Regions from separate parts of the Homo sapiens genome. Here region 2 is linked to region 1. Evidence: chromatin loops called from intact Hi-C (ENCODE). Cell type or tissue: GM12878. All regions are shown on one strand. Links, peaks and the distances in the headings refer to the core of each region. The heading gives the core; the rest is flanking DNA.

The links. Peaks named below come from ENCODE experiments on the same cell type or tissue, not always from the same donor. Only the 100,000 strongest peaks of a DNase experiment are listed, where the experiment ranks them.
Region 2: it touches region 1 in a loop (6-fold over the local background); 4 of 110 quality-filtered maps call a loop at or near these places.

What each region holds. Positions count from the first base shown.
Region 1 is chr6:86,932,790-86,940,868 of GRCh38, reverse strand. HTR1E (5-hydroxytryptamine receptor 1E) reads right to left here and starts at 3,341. Exons shown (of 2, transcript NM_000865.3): 1 at 3,046-3,341. RefSeq lists enhancers at 2,447-3,001, 3,002-3,557. In GM12878, for the core only: a CTCF peak has its summit at 3,619 (motif pointing right); no DNase peak of the experiment used is centred there; H3K27me3 peaks cover 250 bases.
Region 2 is chr6:85,768,095-85,776,173 of GRCh38, reverse strand. No RefSeq gene overlaps it. Among named protein-coding and RNA genes, the nearest start is that of SNHG5, 93 kb to the right of the region's middle. RefSeq lists an enhancer at 2,722-3,355. In GM12878, for the core only: no CTCF peak of the experiment used is centred there; no DNase peak of the experiment used is centred there.

The DNA.
Region 1 (8,079 bases), core at 1,446-6,445:
TAATTTACGGCATAAAAAGTAAGTTCCTATTTGGTAGAAATTCAGCTTTTGATCAGTCTCAAGCTTATTTTTTTGTGTAAATAAGCTTGTAGAAATAGAGGGAATGCTTTCCCACATTAGAGCGTTAGATTTGATCTTTCACTTTTAAAGGGTAGTGCAGAAATAGAATTCCAGGGTGGGCAATCAAAACAAACATGAAAAAAATGATCTGTGTGTAAAAGTGAGATGTAGGGAATTAGACTTGAGTAATGAGAAGATGACACAAAAGTTCAGGGCCTGAGGCTTTCTGCAAAGAGACCTACTTTCTTTTTCTTTCTTTTCTTTTCTTTTTTTGAGACAAGGCCTTGCTCTGTCACCTAGGCTGTAGTGCCGTGGCACAAACTTGGCTCACTGCAACTTTGGCTTTCTGGGCTCAAGCGATCCTCTCACTTCAACCTCCCAAGTAGCTGGGACTACAGGTACACACCACTATACTTGGCTCATTTTAAATTTTTTTGTAGAGATGAGTTCTCATTATTTTGCTCAGGCTGGTCTCGAACTCATGGGCTCATGTGATCCTCCTGCCTTGGCCTCCTAAAGTGTTGGAATTACAGGTGTGACCCATCATGCCTGGCTGAGATCTACTTTTCATTTGCAGCCTTGGTATCTTGGTGGTGGTGGGGGTAGCATATTGAGCCCACCTGGGGAATGGGTGGTGCTTGAGCCAGGTGGGGACAATGTGCTGTGAATGATATACCTTACTTCCCTCTTCAATAATAACCCCATCACGCAGCAGGAAATTGAAATATATTGCAGTGTTACCTGAACTAGAGGTGTGTCCTGGATTTTGTCTCTTCCTAGGCACCACTTCTGAAAAACGCTGACTTCGTTATCTTCCTCAAAAGAATGGAAACTTATTTACATGATTGTTGCTGACCAGGCATCGATAAGAAGAAATGGGGAGCAAATATTTTGTATAGACACCAGAATGGCTAATAAAGGTGACATCACGCTGAGTTGCAAGGTAGGCACCATTCCCTTGGGCAAATGTTGAGAGACATGAGCCATCGTTTCCATGCACTTGGTCTGGGACTAGGCCTTGAATGAAGTCATTATGGCAGAAGAGGAAAGAATGAAAACTTGATTTTACTATGCTTGTGATGCTGATTTCTGTGGAATTTAAAACTTGTTAGCTGGTGGATACACATTGTTAATTTGAATACTCTTCATTATAAAAATAATCTGCTAAGTTTTCATCCCTGGAAATTGTTATGAAAGCGAAAACAAGCACGTAAGGGAATATTTGAACATGCATATACCTAATGACCAGAGTCATGGCTACACTTTAAAAGGCTCCTTTCTAGCTCTGTTACTAGAAGTCTCAATTGAGATCTATAGCAATCCTTGGAGCTTCTGCAGCCCATGTCAGGTGATGATGACACAATAGTTAAGTTCTATCAACAATGATGAATCAGGATTTGAGTGAGTTTCTCTATATAGCTCTCTTAGTGATGAAATACCTCTATGCAGCAAAATAGTTAGTGGTGAGGTGCTATGCAATTTTAGAAATAAGCAACATACTCTGTTTTAAATATGATACAGAAACTGAGCTGAGTCCCACTTAGGAGGTGGGCTTCATCATCACAACTCCGTGGGCTGGAGGCTAAAGCTCTGAAGGGAGGAAAAACAGAGGCAGGCATATTTTGTGCATTTGTTAAATGGGCCTCAAATGCCTCCATTCATTTATTTGTTGAAGACAGGGTCATCTCATTTAATTCAGCAGGAAAGCAACTGTACCAGAAAGAGAAAAGCTGTCTCAATCTTCTCTGTATTTCAAAGGTATTTCACATATGCTCCTCATGAAGGAGACCGCACAGGGAATCAGACCCACGTGCCTGCTTTGCCTCTCTTGCGCAGGATTAAGTAAGGGAAGCCCCTGATTCACAAGTGCATCCTGGCTGTTTAAGGTTATGCATATTGTGTCTGAATGTACAACTATGATAAATATATATTCTGGAGCAATGTTAAATTCAGCTTAGGACGATGTACTGCTTAGAGCTTTGAGGGAAAACATAAGAATGATAAAATGAGCCTAAATTATTTTGGAAAAAACACTGCTCCCCCAACCCATTTGACGATCTATTATTTCCTCCTGGGCTGCTCCCTCCCCAAGAGATTTGGTGCAGGAGGCAAGGAAGGACAATAAGAAAGGTTAGGAAGAAACACCTTGGGATGCTGACACCATCTGCCTTATCCTTCTAACTCAAGGACAAGCAGCGTTGGGTTGAATACAAGGTCCTTTCTTCCAAAACTGGGCACAGGCAGAAATATACATATAGATGCAAAACCACTATGATCCTGTGATAGGAGCTGGAATCACTTCCCTTTAGACTCAATTTCCTTTCCTTTTCGTTAGGTAGGGGGTCAGCCTCTCACCTTGCAGTATTGGGTGGAGATGGCTTAAGACCAAACTTCTCATCTTAACTCTTACTTCCAAGATTTATTTTGTATTTTAAAAAAAATGAGCCTGCCTCATTACCTCCACACCTGGGCATTTTGTTTATCAGGACTGAGCACAGTATTATTTTCTGAGGGCTGGAGCAACAGTGCAGTCCTTTCTAATCAAAGGTTTTTTAATCAGCTGGCTTTGAAATCACACAGTTCTTCCGGGGTCCCTGGAGCACACCACCTCCCTGTGATTTCTACTCAAGTTTTCCCTGGCCCCCCCCAGCACCCGTTCCATACCTATTTAATCTTTAAGCTGCCTCTAATCCTTTTGCAAGGAAGCAGGATGAAATGCTCAAACCACAGTTATACACAATGTTGATTCTCAGGTTCACACATTTGAGGAATTGTTTGAACAAGAAATGCTCTCTGTACTATAATCCAGGGTGCAGGCACGGTGCCCGGGCGACCCTCAGTCTCCCTCCGACACCCCGCATCCCAACTCCCGCCGCCTTTGCGCCTCAAAGCTGGCAAACATCCCCAAGCCAGAGCTGGAGTACCTGGAGTGGGTGGGGGTAAGAAGGGAAGCCAAGGTCGTCCCGGAAGGTGTGCGCCCCTCACCTTGTGGACGGTGCGTGCAGCCGCGCCGCACTGGGCAAACCGGCACGTCCAGCTGGCTCCAGAAGTCTCACTCGGAACCCGCTCCTTTTTCTCCTGAGCTGGATCAGAGCACTGCTTCTCTCAACATTCGATTCTGGAGTACGTTGAGCCCAGGGCGTTCTCCCCGCCAGCGTCCTTGCCCGCGCCAGTGCCCGCCGGGGTGCGGCGAGACAGAACCTGGGAGCGCGGCGCGCCGGGCAGCCCGAGGCACCGCTGGTGGCAGGCGCTGCGCTTCGCCGAGTCTGGGCGCCTGGACTGGAAGAGGAGGCGAGAGGGAGAGAGCGGGGAAGAGGAGGAGGAGGAGCAGGAGCAGGAGCATGGGCAGGGGCAGTCTGCTAAATCATCTACGCAGGTCGCAGCCTCCCGGGACACCGTGAACGGAGAGGGGGGTGGTGGGTGTGGGATGAAAAGATGAGCCCGGGTGTGAGGCAGGTGGTATTGTGAACTGGAGGTCGCAGCTCCGAGGTACTCCAGGTCTTGCTTAGGTTATAAAAGAGAAATTCTGGAGCTGATGGCGCCTTAGGGCTCCCGGTTGCAGACACTAGAGGGCAGGGCTGTCCATGTTATAAACCGGGCCAGCGGGGTTGGAGGTGTGGGCAAGGGACTCACCTCCTGAGCCCCTTGCCGGCCACAGCCCTGGCGGAGAAGGGGAAAATAGATACAACAAGGGGGCAGACCCTACTCCCTTCTTCTGTAGCGAGCCTGGGTTGAGGAGGGAGAGGAACGGCGGGAGCAGTTGACGGGTTTGCACGCTTTCTCTACGCGGTTCCAATGGCAAACAGACCCTCTGGAGGTGCATTTCTTAGCCCTCCTCCAGGGGAGATTACAGTCAACATCCACAGGATGCCTCAAGGAGAGAGATTACAAGGAAGGGGTGAGGGAGAAGTGGACGAAAATTGGGGTGGGTCAAAGTGGAAGGGGGGAAGAGAGGTGGGGAAAGCAGTGAAGAAAAGGAGACGGAGAGTGGAGTGGTTGGGGCTGAAAGACCTGCTGAAGCAGCCTTGCCATTTTTTTTTTTTTTGAGGGAAGTCTACCTGGGCGCCATCTCAGGTTGTCAGAGGGCTTTGTGCTCTTCTGAGGGTGCCAGGGGCTGTTCTTTTTGTTGTTCTGCTGCCGCAAGGTCAGAAAAGTTAAGCTGGGAGGGACTTTGCAGAATCCTGGCATTGCTAAAAGAAGCTTCCTTACGGCTGGTTGGTTATTCTCTGTGGAGAACTTGGGTGACTCAACATTGAAGCCTAACATGGATTGAGCCCCTGCCATTGTAAAAAAGAAAATCAGATTGTTCAAACTAGCCATAAAATGAACTAGACAATCTTATGGAGACAGTATGATCTGTAGACAGCCTGATACACAAACCTTAGAGTTGAAAGGACCTTGGAAACCATGTAGGCAACTTGGGTAGCTGCCCCAAACACCTGCCTCACACTTTTCTTTCTGGTTTGTAGCCTTATGGCTGATTTGAAAAACACTTTAAGTTATTTATTTATTTTTTGAAGTTTGACAATTCTAAACCAAATGAAACCCTTCTTCAGTTCAAAAAGCGAGCCTGTGTGCCCTTCTCCTGCCTTCTAGAGCGCCTCTCAAGGCCAGCAGGGGTTGACTGATGGATTATCAGGGGAATTTCACTGAACAAGAGAAAGGAAGGTTGGTAAACTATAGTCTTAAATTGTGATTTGCTTCTGTTAATCCCATTAAACTGAGAATAGGCTTAAGTAGACTGAAGTCTAACAGGAGGATGAGGTGGAAATATGTTTTCCTACTAAAGATGACACATCTTGAAGTTTGTTTGATGATAAAGGTGTTATGTAAAAATAAGCAGAACAAGAATCATTCCTCATTTTAAAAAAGAATCTTATAGGACTGAAGATATTTTAGATATCCCAAGAGAGTAAGTAAGGACATTGTTCTACTCTTGCAAGTTTGGAGTTCCTCCAAAATATAAAGGAAATATGAGTTTGTTAAATTGCTTTATTTAAAATTGATTTACCTATTTTTTGGTTATTACAACATAAGGAACTATGGAAACAAATATTATACACTTGGAAACTTTCCTGAACATACCTCAGAATACCCGCTTTTTGGCAGATGTTCAGCTTTATGAAGTGTCTGATTATTTTCAAGCTATTAATTAACTTCTGGCATATATTCTACCAGTTTTAATAAAATCAATGCTCTCTTAATCAAGAGCTGCTAATTCAATTTGTATTACCCATTTGAGTTTCCAGTGGCCTCTATGAGTGCTTTAAGATTGCAGGTATATGTAAATCACATCCCCATTTCATAATAGAGAATTCCTTGTCAGTTAGAAAAACTATAAGGATTGCCTGGAGCCCTGGGCATCTGGCATAAAAAAGTCATCAACTTGCAGCGGGAACTCAAAAGTCACTATGAAGAAATTAACTTATCAAATCCACTCATTCATTAATTCAAAAAATGTTGGTAAATATCTACCACGTTTGAGGCATGGGGCAACTTCTAGGACTAAAATAATGAAGGAACAGTTTATTCTCTCAGTGGGAAGACTAATTCCCAAACTAGTAAATCCATTCCAGAGTAACAGTTTGGAGAAGGGGTAAGTACAGGATGTTATGGGAGCACAGAGGAGGGCAATCTAATCCAGGTTTTAGGACCAGGGAGTAATTTCTGGAAGTGGTACTGACAGTGGTGATGTGTATAGATGGTGGGGTGGTTGATAGTGGTTGGGAGAGGGAAAAATCATGAACAATGGATTCCCTCTATCTCCAAGACAATCCTAATTACATTTGTTAATTTTTCACTTGGATGCTGGAACTTCACATTAATAGATGAGGAAGCAAGCATGCACATGGTACATTTTTCTGCTAGAAGTAAGACTACAAGTTTTGTGAGGCAGGAGCTGTTTATAACTTGTTCATCACACGATTACAGAGAAGAATCAAGATTCTGGTTGACATTGTCTGTCATTTCCTACCTCCACCACGGAAGTGGGAATGAAACATGAAGGGAAGGCATTATGGTGGCGAGGGAGCTCACATTTCTGAGCTCACACCATCCTAGGTGCTCTCCATACATGATTCCACTAAACAATTTCAACAACCCTGTGACATGGTTCTCTCATTTTACTGTTGATTTCAAAGACTGAGCTTCAAATTGCATTTTATGTCTGTGGTGTGACAGAGGCTAGAGGGAGAGAATGAAATGTTTATAGGTAGGTTTCAACATTTGTCAGCTTTCAGGAAGTTATGCTATAGTAACCAAGCATAACCCCCAAATCTCAGTGGCTTGCTATGGTAGAAGTTAGTGGCTTGCTAATAAAAGTATTAGCTGTGGATTGTCTGCAGCTCCATTTGGGGATCCAGACTGATGAAGCCAGGCCATTTTTATGGTAGAGGGAAGAGTAACGGGGGAACATCACAATGGTTCTTAAAGCTTCAGCTGAATTATAAGATAAATCACTTATGCTTACATTCCATTGGCTAACCCAAATCATATGGCTAAGCCAGATGTCAACTGAATAAAAAGCAGGTTTCCTCCACTAGGAAGGATTCCAGGGAGGGCTTCTGTAAAGATGGGCCTGGGAGTCACAATATTTTGTGAATAAATTATTAAATTGACAACAATCTCCAGCAATGCTTTTGAATGAAGGCATTTTCACTATAAAATGTTTTATTTGTTGATACTATTCGCTGTGTTCACCGACCTCACGATACAGGGAGCAAAATAATGAATTTAGGTTTATTAGCTTAATCAACTAGAATATAGCTTAATTGGTTAGAATACATCATCTAGATCTAAACTGTTCAGGGAACAGTTGGCAAGGTGGCCTTGCACTGAGAAAAAGCTCTACTCTCTGGCCGAAAACTGGCTCGTACTCCTTGTTGGCATGTGCTAATATTTGTTCCCAGGAGGAAATAATTAAGGCAGACTTGGTAGAATAAAACCTCAAGCTCTAGTGGTCTTGACAGTGGTTCATGATCAACACATTTTTTTTCATCAAAAGTAATCATGAGAAGCAGCTCACTTACTCATGAGTAGAAATAGTTGATACATTTTCGATAACTATTTCTTGAACACCTCCAACCTGGAAGTTTGAAAGAGATATAGGACTTGGTCCCTTCTCTAAAGGAACTAAAAACCCAAGGTAGGAGAAGGCATTTACATGAATGACTACATGAAAGAGCTGAAGGAGCAGAGAAGCCTCTACGGAGGAATTGGGGCTTTGGAAAGATGTGTAGAGTCTGAGTAGGCCCTCTTGGTGTAGGGCTAATTTTTCTGTCTTCCTGCCCTCCAGTGCATGCTTCTCTTTGCTCCAGGGAGCTATCACTATGTGCCATGCATGTGCATCTGGGGACTCACCAGCCTAACCCTTTTCTCAAATGGACAGGCCAGAAGCCCTGTGTTATGACCATGTGGGCTAAACAATTATGTCCCTTTGCCCCTGTGTTCTTTTTTATTTTTCAGTTTTATGAATTTTTTATTTTTGTGGGTATATAGGAGGTATATATATTTTTGGAGTACATGAGTACTACAAGCATGCCATGTGAAATAAGCAAATCATGGAGAATGGGGTATCCATCCCCTCAAGCATTTATCCTTTGAATTACAAACAATTAAATTATACTCTTTATTTTAAAATGTACAATTAAGTATTATTGACTATAGTAACCCTGTTGTTCTATCAAATAGTAGGTCTTATTCACTCTTTCTGTTTTTTTGTACCCAAGTTCCTGTATTATTAAATAAATAACTTACAAGTGGAAACCATGAAGACACAAAAAACAAGCAGTGTGTAGATCAAGGTTTGGTAACTGGTGTGAAGGACAGGGGTGGCTGCTTTTGAAAGTGACACATCTATTCATGCATAGGCATTCTTGTAATGGAGAACTCCTTTGTTTCTGCCACTCTTGAGTCCTAGTCAAAGCTGTCAGTCCTTGTTATGTGTTCATAGGTGGCATTTGGTGATTTGGGAGGTGATTCGTCGATGTTAGGGCAGCGCCCTGCTTTCACCGTTCTGCT
Region 2 (8,079 bases), core at 1,157-6,156, 1.2 Mb after region 1:
GTTAGGCTTTGTGTCACCATCCAAATCTCATCTTGAATTATAATTCCTATAATCCCCACATGACAAGGGAGACACCACGTGGACACAATTGGATCATGAGGGAGGTTTTGCCCATGCTGTTCTCGATAGTGAGTGCATTTTCACCAGATATGATGATTTTATAGTGTTTGATAGTTCCTCCTGCATTCATTTTCCTTCCTACCACCTTGTGAAAAAGGTGTCTTGCTTCCCCTTCACCTTCTGCCATGACTGTAAGTTTCCTGAGGTCTCCCCAGCCATACTGAACTGTGAGTCAATTAAAACTCTTTCCTTTATAAATTTCCCAGTCTTGGGCAGTTCTTAACAGCAGTGTGAAAACAGACTAATACACCACCAGAGAAAATCATCTTAACTAAAAGGAAGACAAGAAGAAAGAAAAGAAGGAAGAGAAGACCACAAAACAACCAGAAAATAACAAAATGACAAAAGTATATCCTTACTTATAAATAATAATATTGAATGCAGTAGAGTAAACTCTACAATCAAAAGGCACAAAGTGGCTAAATGGATTTTAAAAATACCCAACAATCTGCTGCTGAAAAGAAATACATTTCACCAATAAAGGCACACATAGACTAAAAATAAAAAGATGAAAAAAAGATATTCCATGCCAATGGAAACAAAAAGAGGCAGGAGTAGCTATATTTATATCAGACAAAAATAGATTTAGAGACAAAAACTATAAGAAAAAACAAAGAAGGTCATTATATAATGATAAAGGGGTCAATTTAGCAAGAGGATATAACAATTGTAACTATATATGGACCAGATATATAAAGGAAATATTATTAGAGCTAAAGAGAGAAATAGACTCCCATACAATACTAGCAGGAGACTTCAACACCACATTTTCAGCATTGGATAGATCTTTCAGGCAGAAAATCAACAAAGAAACATGAAACATTCTGCACTATAGACCAAATGAACCTAGTAGATATTTACAGAACATTTTCTCCCATTGCTGCAGAATACCACATTCTTCTCACCACATGTATCATTCTCCAGGATAAGCCATAGGTTAGATCACAAAACAAGTCTTAATAAAAGAAAAGAAATAATATCAAGTATCTTCTGACCACAATGGAATAAAACTAGACATTAATAGCAAGAGGAATGTTAGAAACTATACAAACACATAGAAATTAAACAACATGCTCCTGAATGAACAGTGGGTCAATGAAGAAATTAAAAAGGAGATTTTAAAATTTCTTGAAAGAAATGATGGTGGAAACACAGCATACCAAAACCTGTGAGATTAGTACAGCAAAAGCAGCACCAAGAGGGAAGTTTATAGCAATAAGCAACCTATATAAAAAAAAACACTACAAATAAGTAACCTAATGATGCATCTTAAAAAACAATAAAAGAACCAAACCTAAAATTAGCAGAAAAAATAATATGACAGCAGAAATAAATAAAATTGAAATGAAGCAAACAATACAAAGATCAATGAACCAAAAAGCCATTTTTTTGAAAATATAAAACAAAATTGATAAGCCTTTAGATAGACTAAGAAAAAGAGAGACAAGATCCAAATAAATTAAATCAGAAATAAAAAAGAGACATTGTATCTGATACCACAGAAATTCAAGGGATCATTAGTGATTTTTATGAGTAGCCATTGGCTAATAAATTGGAAAATCAAGAAGAAATTAATAAATCTCTAGATACATACAATCCCGATTGAGCCATTAAGAAATCCAAAGCCTGAACAGACCAATAACAAGTAACAGGATGAAAGCCATAATAAAAAGTCTCCCAGCAAAGAAAAGCCTGGAACCCAGTGGCTTCACTGCTGAATTCTACAAAACATTTGATGAAGAATTAATGTCAATCCTATTCAAACTGTTCTGAAAAACAGAGGAAGAGGAAATATATCTAAACTCATTCTAAGAGGCCAGTATTACCCTGATACTAAAACCAGACAAAGAACAACAACAAAAAAAACACTACAGGCCAATATCCCTGATGAACATTGATGCAAAAATCCTCAACAAAATACTAGCAAACTGAATTCAACAACACATTAAGAAGAGCATTCATCATGATCATGTGGGATTTATCCCAGGGATGCGAGGATGGTTCAACATATGCAAATCAACCAATGTGATACATCATATCAACAGAATGAAGGACAAAAGATGTATGATCATTACAATTGATGCTGAAAAGGCATTTGATAAAATTCAACATCCCTTTATGATAAACCCTCAAAAATCTGGTATGGAAAGAACAGGCCGGGCACAGTGGCTCATGCCTGTAATCCCAGCACTTTGGGAGGCCAAGGTGGGCAGATGACAAGGTCAGAAGACCGAGACCATCCTGGCCAACATGGTGAAACCCCATCTCTACTAAAGATACAAAAATTAGCCAGGCGTGGTGGCATGCACCTGTAGTCCCAGCTACTCTGGAGGCTGAGGCAAGAGAATCACTTGACCCCGGGAGGTGGAGGCTGCGATGAGCCAAGATCATGCCACTGCACTCCAGCGTGGGCGACAGAGCAAGACTCTGTCTCAAAAAAGAAAAAAAAGAAAGAACATATGTGAACATAATAAAAACCATATATGACAGACCCACAGCTAGTATCATACTCAATGGGGGAAAACTGAAAGCCTTTCCTCTAAGATCTGGAGTCCAAAAAGAATGCCCACTTTCAACACTGTTATTCAACATAGTACTGGAAGTCCTAGCTAAAGCAACAGACAAAATAAAGAAATAAAGTGCATTCACATTGTAAAGAAGGAAGTCAAATTATCCTTGTTTGCAGATGATATGATCTTCTATTTGAAAAAACCCAAAGACTCCACCAAAAAGCTATTAGAACTGACAGAGGACAGAACAATATGGCTGACTAGATGCAGCCAGGCAGAACAACTGCCACTGAGAACTGAGATTACTGGTGCACTTGTAACAGATCTTCAGAGGGAAGGCACCAAGAGTAGATGAAGGGAAGACATAGAAGCTGAAATGGAAGGGGAGGAACTGGGAACCATGCACAGGGCTACTGAGCATGAGGACTTTTTCCAGGCCCCCAGTGACTCTAGGGAAATGGGAGCATTGAACTGGCAAAGAGCAATGTGCTCTCACAAAGGGCATCTGGAAGCCCAGCAGGAGGCAACCCTTGACCACCACAAACACTCAAGCTGGCAGGGAGAGCTGTTTAGAGAAGTGGTAGCACAGCAAGCCAGCTAATGTGTAGCCCAAAGAGTTTGGTGTAGGAGTGTCTGCAGTGGAGCATGGCCAGAAACAGCCATCTCCCTAGGTTCAGCTTGCTCCCATAGGAGACTTTAGCCCTCGAAAAACTGTAGGGCCTGAACTTTGCATGGCAGTCTTGCCTGTCAGACTGGGCCAGTCCAACCTGAGCCCCCCTTGGTCTGCTGTCCTCCCCCAGGACTTCAGCCCGGCAACACCTGCTTGCAGTGCAGCCTTGGATGCCCTGGAGATCTGCATCATAGCTTCTGCACTGGCAGACCATGCTTGACCAGCAGAAAGCTCCAGCAGAGCAGCCCCCGCAGCCATGCACAGACTGCCCACCCCCTCCCCACACTGCAGGTTCCCCTGATCCCAGAGCAATCTTGCACATCACTTTGCCAGCACATGTGTGTATAGGCAGATTTTGCTTTCCTTGACCCACTAAGACACACGTGTGCATACAACATGCCCTGCCACTGCTGCAGCAGAAGTGCAACCTCATTCCCCCTTGCCCACCAAGCACCATTACAGTCAGAGCCTTAGTGGGCCCTGAATCTGCCAGCACCTAGTCCTTGTATCAACACTACTGCAGGAGTGAAATTAGGCATGAAGAACAGTGAACCCTCCCTCACCCTGTGCAATCATCCCTTACTGCAGTGCACAGAGAATGCACACAGACTTGCACCCACCACCGTCCTGCCTCCATGCAAACACCACCACCAGTGTGACCATACACATGGTTGCACTCCCCAACCCCTCTGAGCCTTATTGCCTCAACCACTGTGGTGAATGCCCATATAAAGGCAGGCATCTCAGCATGTACTAGCACCCTGCTACAGCAGATGAATGTGCACCCCGCCGTGCTGCCACTGCTGCTGCTGCTGGCATGCATAAATGAGGACAGATCCTGCTCTCACTGCACTATAAAATGCTTTGGCTGACACCACACCATCACCTCAGCCCAAAATTAATGTGCAAAAATCACAAGCATTCCTACACACCAATAACAGACAAACAGAGAGCCAAATCATGAGTGGATTCCCATTCACAATTTCTACAAAGAGATTAAAATAGCTAGAAATACAATCCAAAAGCTTTTTAATAAACTTTTACTCCTGCTTTAAAACTTGTGTCCACCTCTCCTTTCACCTTATGCTCCTCAGTCGAATTATTTCTTCTGAGAAGCCAAGAATTGAGGTTGCTGCACACCGTGTGGATAACTACCACCACTAACAAGGGTACTCCTGTTGAGGAGGTGAAGAAGACTGAAATCTAACTCAAATTCCAGACACCAAACCCTGCAGGAAGTGCCCAGAGGGAGGGGCTAGCACTGTAGGGGATAATGGTAGCATATTAAAAGAGGTTTTTTCACTAGAAAAAAAAAATTAAAATTTATGTGGAACCAAAAAAGAGCCCACATAGCCAAAGTAAAACTAAGCAAAAAAAAAAAAAAAAAAAAAATCTGGAGGCATCACATTACCTGACTTCAAACTATACTATAAATCTATAGTCACCAAAACAGCATGGTACTGGTATAAAAAAAGACACATAGAACAATGGAAGAGAATAGAGAACCCAGAAAATAAGCCAAATACTTACAGCCAAATGATCTTCAACAAAGCAAACAAAAACATAAAGTGAGGAAAGGACACCCTATTCAACAAATGCCCTATTCAACAAATGGTGCTAGGATATTGGCAAGCCACATGTAGAAGAATGCACCTGGACTGTCATCTCTCACCTTATACAAAAATCAACTCAAGATGAATCAAGGATTTAAATCTAAGATCTGAAACCATAAAAACTGTAGAAGATAACATTGGAAAAACACTTCTAGACATTAGCTTAGGCAAAGACTTCATGACCAAGAACCCAAAAGCAAATGCAGCAAAAGCCAAGATAAATAGATAGGATTTAATTAAACTTAAAAGCTTCTGCACAGCAAAAGAAACAATCAGCAGAGTAAACAGACAACACACAGAGTGGGAGAAAATTTTCACAATCTATGCATCTAACAAAGGACTAATATCCAGAATCTGTAATACAAGGAACTCCAACAAATTAGCAAGAAATAAAAAACAAAAATCCCATCAAAAAGTGGGCTAAGGACATAAATAAACAATTCTCAAAAGAAGATATACAAATGGCCAACAAACATATGAAAAATGCTCAACATCAGTAATAATCAGGGAAATGCAAATCAAAACCACAATGTGATACCATCTTACTCCCATAAAAATGTCCATAATCAAAAAGTAATAGATGTTGGCAGGGATGTGGTGAAAAAGAAACACTTTTACACTGCTGGTGGGAATGTAAACCAGTACAACCACTATGGGAAACACTGTGGAGATTCCTTAAAGAACTAAAAATAGAACTACCATTTGATCCAGCAATCCCACTACTGGTTATACACCCAGAGGAAAAGAAGTCATTATAAAAAAAAGTACTTGCACACACATGTTTACAACAGCAGAATTTAACAATTGCAAAAATCTGAAACCAGCCCAAATGCCCATCAAGCAAGTGGATAAAGAAACTGTGGTATATACATACCATGGAATACTATTCACCCACAAAAATGAATGAAATAATGGCATTTGCAGCAACCCGGATGGAATTGGAAGTAATTTGGGAATGGAAAACCAAACATCATATGCTCTCACTCATAAGTGGGAGCTAAGCTATGAGGATCCAAAGGCATAAGAATGATGCAATGGACTTTGGGGACTCAGGGGAAAAGATAGGAAGGGGATAAGGGATAAAAGGCTACCAGCTGGGTACTGTGTATACTGCCCAGGCGATGGGTGCACCAAAATCTCAGAAATCACCACTAAATAACTTATTCATGTAAGAAAACACCACCCATTCCCCCCAAAACCTATGAAAATAAAAAAAATTTAAAAAAGTTTTAAAAAGAGGTTCTTTCAACATAGACATCCAGAGGATTAACTTTCTATAGACTTTCTATCCAGCCCAATGAGAAAAATTTGAAAACAGATGTGACCAGAGAAGAGAATACACCTGAGGTTTATCTATCAGCTTTCCATTCCGTAGACCCAGGACAACCCACTTCCTGCAGGCTGATAAGCTGGTGAAGTTCAACCTTATAATATTAGGAGACTCAGAGAAGTAGCACTTTTGAATGTCAAGGTTGATTTCCCTCCAGTTACTTCTCAATCCATATGGGGACAACCATGTACTTATCAGATATGTAAATGTTTATTTTATCAAATAACTATTCCTAGAGCAATTGTAATGGAATACAGTTAATAATCCTTACAATATCCACTACAAAATGGAAAAGAAGGAATAAAGGAAAAAAAAGTTATTACCACCAAAAGAATATTGATCATATTTTAATTTTATGGGAGAAAATATTTGCAAACTACCCATCTGACAAGGGATTAATAATCAGAATATATAAGGAGCTCAAACCACTCTATAGGAAAAAATCAAATAACGGGATCAAAAAATAGGGAAAAGATTTGAACAGACATTTCTCAAAAGAAGATATACAAATGGCAAACAGGCATATGAAAAGGTGTTCAACATAATTGATAGTTAACGGAGTTTAAATGTGCTCACATAGCACGGTCCACCCTGACAGTCATGAATTATATGTACTTACAAAGGCATCTGATTTCTACTTATCTTATTTTCTTCTCACTTTTTCTTTTTTTATTATATTTTAAGTTCTGGGGTACATGTGCAGAAGGTACAGTTTTATTACATAGGTATACGTGGGTCACGGTGCTTTGCTGCACCCATCAACCCATCACCTACATTAGGTATGTCTCCTAATGTTATCCTCTCCTCACTTTTTCTAATGGAATCTTAGATCCAACAGAAAAAAAAAAAAAAACAGCTACTTCATAAGGCAAAAGAGAATTTGTCTAGTATGTTCTGAAATAATGCGTGCCCTTAAATTTAGGGTCTAGAACAGTAGGACTCCGTAGCCCAGAAATTCCCTAATTCCTCTATGATCAACACCACAGAAAGGTGAGAAGGAAAGGGAGTTGCTACTCTGCCATATCATTCTTTCATAAGATTGTACAGGGCCCCAAGGGTCAGACTGGGCCTTTTGCTGATAGCAATGTGAGTCAGGCCACAACAAAACCAATGTGTGCATGTATATTCAAATTGGAGTTCTTTTGTTTTGGGGTTTCAGGTTTTTTTTGTAGAGACAGGGTCTCCCTATGTTGCCCAGGCTGCTCTTGAACTCCTGGCCTCAAGCAATCCTCCCACCTCACCCATCCAAAGTGATTATAGGCATGAGTCCATGAGCACATACTGAAATTATCAATCAATCCAAAAAAAAATCATCACTATCTCTCTGTTTTATACAAAAAGGAAATGATGCTTCCACTGTGCTCTCCCTGCAAAATTATACCTATGTTCTTGCCTTTTAGCAGGATGTTGAGAGGTCCCAGAGAAAAATTACACTTCGCTGAGGACTGCTCCAACTCCATAATCTCACCACCAATCTCCTACTATCTTTCAGCACCTTTCCATACTTCTCTTGGGAGCTAATCCAAAACTTCTCTACTTTTACCAAACCTTCTTTCCCTTCATTCTTAGGTAATCAGTTTACTTTCTACCCAGAAAAAAAAAAAAAAAAAGAAGGAAATTCCATTAAGTATTCCTTCCATCTCCCATTGTCATTTATTCCCACACCCATTTTCCTTCTTAATTCACTAGAAGGTTCCCTCCTACAGCCCAGAGATAATCTCATCGCCTTTGTTCTAGATGAGATTGAGTTCTTCCTACCTCTATAGATATAAGGAGGAAGCTATGGAATAATTTCCGTAACTCTCTCCTCTACTACATTCCTACCTCTCCCTTCTA